3 separate regions of the Homo sapiens genome follow, and regions 2 and 3 are each linked to region 1. The links are chromatin contacts, found by Hi-C or POLR2A ChIA-PET in ENCODE. All regions are on one chromosome and are shown on one strand. The core of a region is the stretch at or near the end of the contact, and the rest is flanking DNA. Distances in the headings are between cores, read along the strand shown. Region 1 holds the start of MARCHF4 (membrane associated ring-CH-type finger 4). Region 2 overlaps IGFBP2 (insulin like growth factor binding protein 2). Region 3 holds the start of MREG (melanoregulin).

What was found. A loop is a pair of places that touch in the nucleus more often than their neighbours do. ChIA-PET counts read pairs that join two places held with the same protein, here RNA polymerase II (POLR2A). Pooled maps may share reads with other maps.
Region 2: a loop to region 1 is called in a pooled map, with 2.5 times the contacts of the local background. The contact joins the enhancer-like site here to the promoter of MARCHF4 in region 1. A Hi-C loop is called at or near these places in 1 of 50 pooled maps. POLR2A ChIA-PET finds 5 or more read pairs at or near these places in 2 of 52 experiments (HEK293 and OCI-LY7).
Region 3: a pooled map shows a loop between it and region 1 (2.8-fold over the local background). The contact joins the promoter of MREG here to the promoter of MARCHF4 in region 1. A Hi-C loop is called at or near these places in 4 of 50 pooled maps.

Annotation. Positions count from the first base shown.
Region 1 is chr2:216,371,060-216,374,738 of GRCh38, forward strand. MARCHF4 (membrane associated ring-CH-type finger 4) reads right to left here and starts at 1,424. Exons shown (of 4, transcript NM_020814.3): 1 at 1-1,424.
Region 2 is chr2:216,664,292-216,667,956 of GRCh38, forward strand. It overlaps IGFBP2 (insulin like growth factor binding protein 2), which reads left to right. Exons shown (of 4, transcript NM_000597.3): 4 at 1-145. Among named protein-coding and RNA genes, the nearest start is that of IGFBP-AS1, 28 kb to the right of the region's middle. Within about 2 kb of position 1,565, at least 10 of the 41 ENCODE cell types and tissues checked have a DNase peak (open chromatin) inside an H3K27ac peak, as active enhancers do.
Region 3 is chr2:216,011,700-216,014,853 of GRCh38, forward strand. MREG (melanoregulin) reads right to left here and starts at 1,852. Exons shown (of 5, transcript NM_018000.3): 1 at 1,534-1,852. The coding sequence starts at 1,628. RefSeq lists an enhancer at 907-1,674 and a silencer at 1,647-2,056.

The DNA of each region.
Region 1 (3,679 bases), core at 174-2,673:
GAGAAGGGAGGTAAAATAGAGGTTTGGGAAGGAAAAAGGATGGGAGAAAAAGAAAAGATCGTTTAACCCTTGCAGAGGCGCCTCCTTCCTGAGCATGAAGATCCTGGCTAGAGGAAGGGTGTGTGTACCGGGGTGAGAGGGCAGTGGAGCAGAGAATAGGGGTAGAGGAGAGGGGCGTGTGGGAGAGAACAGGAGAAAGGAGTGGTTACATTATCTCAGCCCCCAGCCCACCCCTGCTGCAGTCGGCAAATCCGTGGCGCCCTCCCCTCGGTTCCATCAAAGGTCCCTTCGGTCGAGGGGCAAGAGCCGAGAGAAGGGCAGGTCCGGGCGGGCGAGTGGCCTCGCCTTCTCCTCCTCTTCCTCCTCTGGGTCGCGGTCGCCCTCCTCCTCCGGCTCCGGGTCGGCCCGCGCCCGCAGCTGCTGCTGCGGCGGCGGAGGCGACTGCTGCTCGGCGTCCGGGTGTCTCCGGGGCGGGGGCTGCTCCGGCTCGTCCTCTGGCTGCTGCCCGCCGTCCGGCGCGGTCGCGACTCCGGCCTTCATGATCCTCCTCCTCCTCCCCCTTCCCTGGGGGCCAGCCCTGAGCCCCCGCGCCCGGGCAGCGCTGCCATGCAACCAGAGGCGAGGCCGGCGTGGGGGTGGGGGCGGCTGGGGAGTGAGGAGGGGGAGTAATAAAAAATGAAATAATACTAGTGGAATAATTCGGTTCTCAGGCAAGAGTGCTTCTGGAGGGTGGGGGCGGAGGAGGGCGGCTGCCGGGTCTGCTCGGCAGCTCTGCCCCCGCTACCCCCACCAAGGGCGGCCTCGGCCCGCTCTCTGCCCCCCCACCCCGCCCCTTCCTCCTCTCCACCGCCTCTGGCTGGCTAGGCTCGCTGTTGCTACCTCTCCTCGCAGATGCAACGAGGTAAGGCTTGTTTGCGGTGCCAGCTGAAGGTGGGGAGGGGGGAGCGAAGCAGTGTGGCCGAGGTGGGAGGCAGCCGGCACTTGGCTCCAGCTTGGTCCTCGCGACTCCCCAAAACCGTATATAAATATATCTCTTATAAAAGCCGAGAGGAAGCAAATCAGATTCCAGGCTGCTGCCAGGTGTTGTCTCGTCTTCCGCCGTTGCTCAGCACCCGCCGCTGCCCCCACTGGCTCGATTCCCAAAGGGGTGGTGCTGGAAGGGAGGTGGCGGGGCGGCGAGCTGACCGTCCGAGAACTGGAAACAAGGTTCTTGCAGCGAGGGAGGCTCTCGGCTATCTCCGCCGCCGGCGCCGCGGCCGCCGCTGCTGCATTCAGCACCCCGGGCGAGTGGACAGCTCCCACCCAGACCCCGCGCGTCACGCTCGTGGGGGCCTGACGCAGACGCCGCGGAGGGATGGAGGAGGGAAAGGGGATGAGAGGAAAAGAAGCTGGAGGGAGAGGGAGCAAGAGGAGGAGAGAACTGTGCGAGGGAAGGGGATGGGGAGGGACCAAGGGAAAGGGAGGTAACCAGGAGAGGGAGGGATTTAGGAAGGGAAGGAGGAGGGAGCGAAGTGAAGAGTAAAAGAAAGAAGGAGAAAGGCCACGGGGAGGGAGGGGAGCGATTCAGGCACTAACTCTTGCATTTCACCTCAGCAGGAACGTGTCGGTGTGGAAGGTCTGGTTGTAGACTCTCTGCCCACTGTCCACTATCACAGCTCCTCTCATTGCACATACAAGACACAGACACCTGTCAACCAGAGACCGTTTCTCTGTTCACATAAACATTTAAAGTAGATCTCAGTCTGCAAGCTTTCGAGGAGATAAAGTTTTGTGACTTCCACAATGAAGCTGGGACTTGATGGAGATTAAATTCCTCATGACTAAGGAAATGCTTGAGACATGAGACATGAGAAGGAAATGTTTCATTGAGGCTTGAGACATGAGAAGGAAATGCTTCAAATTTTCAAACAGGGAGGAGGTTGCTAGTACCATTTTTTTGTCAGCTTCTTCGCCTAGAATTTAAGCTCCAATTGACAGAGATAATTTTTTTAATTCATTTGATCCCGTGTGCCTAAGTCAGAGATGGCATCTAGTAAATGTTCAATGCATATTTGTTGAATGGCTTGTGGCCACCATCACCACAGTCATCATTACTATAAGTCACAGTGCTCTTTCAATTGTGAGTCATAAGAATCCAGAGCAATATTTCAGCTTCGTCTTCACCAACATCCCCAGCCTCCTCCCTATTCAAGCCTTTCACTGAGCCGCTGACAAGAGGTAATTTGAAATGGATTTTAATTTCCTCTCCTATTTCTGCTACTGACTCATGTCACCCTACCCTATTTTTCTCAAGGAGTTTCTTGAGCAGCAAAGTGCCCCTAAATGTGAAGAGCAAGAAAAAGAAGGAAACTTAAAGTGGTCTATATAAAACCTCAGTGTTTGCAGCTGTAGACTTTGGTCACTGAAAACTTAGGATTGCTTTTTTTGCCTTTCCTTATAAACCTCTCTCCCCCACCCCGCTCTCTCTCTCTCTCTCTCTCTCTCACACACACACACACACACACACACACACCCCTCTAGGGCCATAGAGAAGATATGCCAGTGATTCATCCAAACAGCCATGGTAATGCCTTTACAAATATTGGAGCCATAGACAGAGTAGCATGCAAAATTTCTGCAGCAAAATATCATTGGAACGAAGTTCAGTCCAATGAGTCATAAGAAAACTACCCCTTTGCTGCCATCTCTATGAAATGATTCATTCCTACAAGCTCTAAGGAGAAAGGACCTACATCTCAGTCTTGGTTAACCCAGCATGGCTACTTGTCTGAATCATGCCCCAGGACTCACCATGGATGCTGAGACCCAGCCCAAGGTGCTCATTTAAAGATGATACTAATATTTTTAATAACTACAAAATAATATTTATTGATTAATATCAGCACAAATACTGTGCAGCAACAAAAAACCTCTTTATTTCAAAAATTCTATTTGTTCTTCAAGAAAATATTTTGTGTTCCACATCACTCTGTATCTGTTTCTGGTATTGCAGAAATCATAGTCTATATAATAATTATCTCACCATACATTCATCTCCCTTTGTCTGACTCAGAGCTTCTTTAAGGCTGGGATCAGTATCTATATTTGTATCACCAGCACATAATGCAGCACCTGAAGTTAAGTAGGTGTTCAAGAAAATGGACTCTGAATAAATAAGTGGCTTTTTTATTTCAGTGAAGCTACCATATTTCTCCCCTTCAGCCTGGACACATACATGTGAGTGCTCCCACATATGACTGAATATCTGCTTTACCTAAAATTGAGTTTTAGGGTTTTGTGCTCATTAAATTCTAGCTCCAAGTGTGTTGTGCAAGTAAATTAGGGCAGGAGATAGAAATGCCATATGAGACCTATATCCAGAGTCATAGAAATGGATGATGTCCGGCCAGGCATGGTGGCTCATGCCTGTAATCCCAACACTTTGGGAGGCTGAGGCGGGTGGATCATCTGAGGTTGGGAGTTGAAGACCACCCTGACTAACATGGAGAAACCCCGTCTCTACTAAAAATACAAAATTAGCCAGGTGTGGTGGCACATGCCTGTAATCCCAGCTACTCGGGAGGCTGAGGTAGAAGAATCGCTTGAACCTGGGAGGTGGAGGTTGCCGTGAGCCAACATTGCACCATTGCACTCCAGCCTGGGCAACAAGAGGGAAACTCTGTCAAAAAAAAAAAAAAAA
Region 2 (3,665 bases), core at 315-2,814, 290 kb after region 1:
ACACCTGCTCCTTCTTGCTTTCCCCGGGGGAGGAAGGGGGTTGTGGTCGGGGAGCTGGGGTACAGGTTTGGGGAGGGGGAAGAGAAATTTTTATTTTTGAACCCCTGTGTCCCTTTTGCATAAGATTAAAGGAAGGAAAAGTAAAGTGTGTGTCTTTTGCCTGAGTCTTTGGGGTCTTCCAGGGAGAGATGCAGAGCCTGGCCTAGGTTGGCCTACCCGCCATCATCCAGCTTTGCCCCTGGCTCCTAGGAAAATGGGAAAGGCCGTTTCCGTTTCCCATTCATGAAATGGCAATAAGAAGGAATGGGAACCTCCTGAATCCAGATCAAACCCTCCAGTGCAGCCCCAGGACTCCCAGGTGAGGCTTCTGCCCCCATGTGGCCCCTGCCTGGCGCTGTACAGGGGCAGGATGAGTCACGGGCTGGGGATGGGGAGATGTGGAGCGTGGGTCCGGCTTCCTCCCTCGCACATTCAGATAACACTGCAGTGGGAGATAAGGAACAGGAAACGTTGGGATTGGGGTTGTCTGGCCCCTGAAATAAAGGAGGCTCCCTCCTGCCCAGGGTGAGACATTTCCACTCAGCCCCCAAAGAAAGGGAGTAGGGCTGTGGTTAACTGGCTTATTCATAAGGATGACACCACTGAGAATTCAGATGCTGCTCTCTAAGGGGCCCAAGGGATTTGGTGTCCAGACCAGCAAATATCAATTGAAACAAAGGGCTATGAGTGTGTCAAGGTGTGCAGGCTGAGGGACTGTGGAAGGAGGCACAGAATGTGGCCTTTCTTAGCAGAGTTCCACATCAGAGCTCACCTACATCTGCCATTCTGTTCTGCTGGCCTCTCAACTCCAGTGAATTCCAGGGGGCTTATGCACCCCGACCCCTGCCTTTGCAATGGGCCATGGGGGGAGAAAGCTCACCATTTGAGGCCCACAGTCCCTGCCCCCCTAACCTTCCTCGGTACGTGGCCCAGGGCCTGGCCTCTCCTGTCACTCCCCTCTCCTGTGGCTGGAGTCTGATCCCTTCCCACAGAGGAGGGGCTCCCTAGGGGCCTGGCCCAATCCACTACCTTCCAGACCTTCCATCTGGTGAGTGTAGGGAGGCGGAGGGATGGCGGGCCCTTTACCAGGTGTGACATAAGTGTAGCTGGAATGCAAGACAGCTTTTGGAAATGGCACAAGATGAGCTTTCTTGGAGTGCAGGAAAACCAGATCCCCAAGAATAGATGGAGCCATGCCAGGAGGGTGTGTTCTAGGCTGCACCGGGCCAAGGCCAGCACTTGGCCACAGCCCCAAAAGTATTCATTCAGCGGATCCTTGTGCATCCGTGAAACAGGCACTATTGTTAGTTACACTTTACAGATGAGGAAAAGTGTAACTAGAAGTGCCCAAACTCTCCTGCCCTGGGTCTGGGGACCCCTAACTCCAGCGTGTGGCAGCCACCCACCCCTGAGTTATACTGGCCCCGTGGATGGAAGCAGGTGAGACGCTTGGAGAGGGCCTAGAGGGCTCTGGGCACTGGATGGACCTGGAGCTTGAAGCTCAGCAGTCCCTGCATGGGGTCTGATTGTCTTTCATTCGGCGCATGCGTGCTGCAGCTGGCCCTTCCCCCTGCCCTCTGAGTTGCTGCAAAGAGCAGTCAGCCCCGGGGCTGCTGTCCCCAGGTGGAGCTGCTATCCCTGGGTGGAGCAGCCCGTGCCTGCCCTCCTGGGAAGCCTGGTGTTTCTCAACCTCGGTGAACATTTGACTCGACGGCGGCACTTAAAACAAAAACTGATGCCAGTACCTCAGCTTCAGACATTCTGATGTAACTGGTTTGCCATGGAGCCCAGGCAGGGTCTTTTTCCTTTCTTAGGTTCCATGGTGATTGTGAACCAGGGAGGGATAAGGCAAGAAAAAGGCCGGAGTCAGGACACCTGGGCTTGGATCCTTTCCCACCACTTCGTTTTCCATTGCCTGGGGCTATGCTGTCCACCTTCTCTGAGCCTGTTTTCCTCATCTGTCTATTGGGGATGTTATCAGCCTCAAATAGCAGGGTGGTATTAGTGTGAGACTAGATGTGAAGGTGCTTTGAAAACTAGGACTGTATAAAACGGGAGGGGTTACTATGGGGCCATTGTTGGGTCAGGTGTTTGCCAGACCTCACGCCCCAGGGCTGCCACCTTGTCCATTCTTTGAACTTTTCCAGAGGGCTTCTGAGGATGCCACAATCTCCTTGCCCATTTCCCCTCCATTACCCTTAGTGCTCTTGTACCCAACCCTCTGAAGAGGTAGCTTTTATGGGTGAGTGGGTGAGCAGCACCTCCGCTGTGGCTCTAGCTGCAGGAACCACACTCACTGATGTGCAGTGCAACCTAGAAACCTTTGCCGAGAGGAAGCATCATTGCATCCACGTGGGAAGATGGCTGGCTGGGCAGGGATCTTGAAGATGTCAAGCACATCTCTCACCTGGAACTAACTGTGCCTCTTTGAACGTTAAGCAAACACCGGGGCTATACTGCCACTGTGTGGCAGCATGCAGAACTGCAGCTGAGCCTACATCGGGCCCTTGGAGAGTCTGTTGCATTGAAGAGGAGTGGTCCAGAAGGAGTCAGCTGGAGACGTTGTTACCACTGGCCCTATCCCAGATCCCCTGAGTTAGAAGCTCGGGGAGGGGCCTGGGAGTCTGCATTGAAACTTGCTTCCTGTGTGGTTCTTATGGAGGACTGGTTGACTTCATTTATAGGATCCAGGGCAAAATAAAAATATGGAGTCCCTTATTCAGAAATTATTAAGAATGTCAAGACAGAAATAGCAGAACATTAAACTAAGTGTCAGCCTTGTATGACTGCATGGGTCATGCCCACGGGGCTATCCCTCTTCTTATGCTCTCTACATTTGGACAGTCACCACTGTCATCCCTGAATCTGTTTGATGTGTCTTGAATACTAACTACATAATAAGATGTGGTGGTTAAAAGCGTAACCATGGAGGTGAGGTAGTCTTTGAACAGAATCAGACTCTTGAGTTATGTGCCTTTGGACATATTTCTAACCTCTGTGAATCTCATTTACTTCCTCTTTAAATATTGGGATAGTTTCTATCTTAAAAGACTTGCTTTGAGAATATAAAATCATTTCTGTCACACGGTAAGTGCTGCCTAAATGTAGCTCTCGGCCTTGCATGGTGGCTTACGCCTGTAATCCTGGCACTTTGGGAGGCCAAGGCGGGTGGATCAACCGAGGTCAGGAGTTCAAGACCAGCCTGGCCAACGTGGTGAAACCCCGTCTCTACTAAAAAATACAAAAATTAGCCGGACTCGGTGGCGGGTGCCTGTAATCCCAGCTACTTGGGAGGCTGAGGCAGGAGAATCACTTGAACCTGGGAGGTGGAGGTTGCAGTGAGCTGAGATTGCACGAGCCTGGGCAACAGAGTGAGACTCCGTCATAAAAAAAAGAAAAAAAAAATAGCTCTCACTATATCCCAGGCTCGGTATTAGGATGTCAGGCTATGAAGATGATGAAGATGAAGAAGATTACAGCCTTTGTCCTGAAGGGCTGAGATTCTTGTGGAAGGAAACAGCCCCGACACCCAAAGATGGCCCTCCATGGATGGCGGTACCCCTCCAGTAGGGGATGTTGGGCAAGTTAGGAGAAATAGTTAAGTCTGGTGTCAGGGAAGGTGTCTC
Region 3 (3,154 bases), core at 602-3,101, 360 kb before region 1:
AAGCTAAGACAGGAGAGCATCTAAGATTTTAAAACAACCAGAACTATTAACTGAAACAGCAATCCTGGACAGAAAACTGGAAATACTCAAGCCTCTGAGGTTGAAACTAAGCTCAAGTCTGTATTTCATGTTACTAAGAGCCCTGACAAGTTCAGTGTATAACCTAAGCATAAAATTCTAGATTGCAGTTACCCACTACCTATTAGATTAGAGATAGATTATTCCATTTCTCCCTACACACAATAATCTAAAAATCTAAGTGGGAGTGTCATTGACAAGAGCAATCAAAATCACTGTATATTGTGTGTATGACTTTATATATATAATATACATGAGTTACATGTTTATATACATGTGTGCTTACCAAACAGCGAGGAGTAGATGGTAATTTCTAAGTACTACATCCTAGAAGAGGAAGATGGATAAGGGCAAAGTAATCAAAGAAGATTGCTTGAGAAGGCCTTGAAAATAGCTTTTGGGAAGGAGGAGCAAGGATAAAGGTCACCACTTGAGGGAGGGTTGGAGCCAATGAGTGGATTATTCCCACGGCCGCAAGGAGTGTACACTGTTTAATGTACTGGAAAATCAGAGTGGACAGGCAGGAAGGGGTTATGTAAGATCTCCAAAGTCAAGGGGGTGTTTGGACTTGATAGAGTAAGAAAAGGTAAATCATTCCTTAGAAAAAGTTGTGCAAGCTGTATTACGTGAGTTTCATACTTCAAAAGAAAGAAACCCTGGCTTTAGTATTTGCTTACTCAACCCTGGAATTCCACCTGAAATACTGTTTCCTAATTCCATTTTAAATATTCTGTTTCTGTCATGTCTACCCCTGAGGCATGACCTAGTCCAGCCTCGATTTCAGCAAACTCAAGATAGAAAATGATTGCTTAAAATCACAGCCCTGAACAAAACTGGGCTGGTATGGTCTCTTCACAAAGCCTCTTAGCTTATTGCTAATGAGCATTACATTTCCTCACACTTCATAGCTTAACCTGTAATGAATCAACATCCTAGTGAATAGGCTGCCCCTTGATGAAACATGCATTTTTTTCATGTGAAAAATATTTCCTTATACTCAGTCACTGGAATCGTCTTCGTTGGGTAATAAAATTGAATGAGAAATAGACAACTTTTTTGCTGAGTGGCACAGAAATCCACAGTCGCCCGTTTCACTGTAATATACCGATCAAATACCCAGTCACAGTTGTATTTTATCAGACCCCTATGGAAACTTCTGATCAACTTCTCTCCCTTACTTCCCTGCCCAGGTAGGACACCCGAATTCTTGGCACTTTGCACAGACATCCAGCTGGGTCTCAGGTGTCTCCGAAGATTTGTGCTTTTCGGCAAAAATCTTACTCAAGGAACAAACCCAAAACATCCCATAAGGAACCAAGGGGCTGAGATGGCGCCTCCGCGTGCCCTTCCAGCAAGCCCACCTCCCCAACTCACACAAGCACACAGGTGTCCACACTCTCGGCGCCCGGCTACGGCCCAGGTAAGCCCAGATCCCGGCCCGGGCGGCGCACCCACCTGACGAGGGGCTCCTTCTCAGGCAGGGCGCGCTCCTCCAAGCACTCGCACCCGCAGCAGCAGCACACGGTTCTCAGCCAGTCCCTCAGCCCCATGGAGAGCGAGGGCCCCCACCGGCGCCGGAAGCCTGGGGCCGAGTCGCCGCGGCGAGCGATCGAGGCTGGGGCGCGGCCACCGCGCCAGCGTCCAGGTGCGGGGACAGCGGCAGCCCGGGCGTCGCGGGCTGGTCCGCGCGCATCACGCCGCGGCCGGGGACGCGGGCGAGGGCTGCAGGCCGCGCGCCCTCCTCTCCTTGCGTTTTGTTTGGGGCGTGAGTTTTCTTCGGGCTTTTTTTCCCCTCTTTTAATTCCCCGAGCGCAATTTGGGGCGCATGCGTCCACGAGACGCCCCGCTACCGCCCTCTAAGGGTGAAGCAGGGACTCCAGCCAGTCCTCAAAATCCCAGGGCACCGGAGGCTGGCAGCCGGGCTGGGGGAGGGCGGGGAGGGGAAAGCCCTGGAGCCACAGAGCACGAGGTTGGGCTGAATCTATTCGTACCTTTTATTGGCTTCACTGCGCGAGGAAATTAAAGATCCTCCCCCACCCCTACAGGCCTTCAAAGCAGAGTTTTGGGCATGTTTTTGATGTCAGCTCCACACAGAGTAAAAGTTACCAAAAGAGCATGGATTGATGCATATCGGCGTAGGGTTTTTTTTTAAATAATATATTTACAATGATTTGAAAAATTGTTTTCAAACCTCCTAGTCCTTAAATAGCCCCTATTTGTGAGGCAACCACTTGTGAGTTTCCAGAGCTATTTATATATAGTTGTATTTATTTGTGCTTGTACAAACTTGTTAATATATGTGCCTGTCCTCATCCCTTTGACCCAAACAGCGGCATACTCCACACATTTCTGCACCTGGCTTTTTTGACTCAGTGTATCATGGAGGCTGTCCCTTGTCAGCGCGTGGATATCCTCCTCTCATTTTAACAGTTGCATGCTAAGCAGTTTTAAGGATGCCCACATGTTACTTACTCAGACCCCTATTGATGGACATATGGGTGGATTCCGGCCTTTCATTATTAAGATAATGCTGCAGTGAACATTCTTGAACCAAAGTATTTGAACACGTCTGCAAGAATGTCTATTGGATAGGCCGGGCGCGGTAGCTCAAGCCTGTAATCCCAGCAAGTTGGGAGGCCGACGCGGGCGGATCATGAGGTCAAGAGATTGAGACCATCCTGGCCAACATGGTGAAGCCCCGTCTCTACTAAAAATACAAAAATTAGCCGGGCATGGTGGCGGGCGCCTGTAGTCCCATCTACTCAAGAGGCTGAGGCAGGAGAATTGCTCGAACCCGAGAGGCGGAGGTTGCAGTGAGCCGAGATCACGCCACTGCACTCCAGCCTGGGTGACAGAGCAAGACTCCGTCTCAAAAAAAAAAAAATAAAATTAAAGATATATATATCTATTGGATAAATGTTTGGCAGTTGAATTGCTGGGTCATTGGTCAGGTGCCTTTTTAATTTTGATGGATCTTGCCAAATTGCTCCCCAAAGAAATAATCCGAATTTACTCTCTGACCAGCAACATATGAAAGTATCTACTTCCCTATACCCTCGCCAAATGCAAGGTTCAA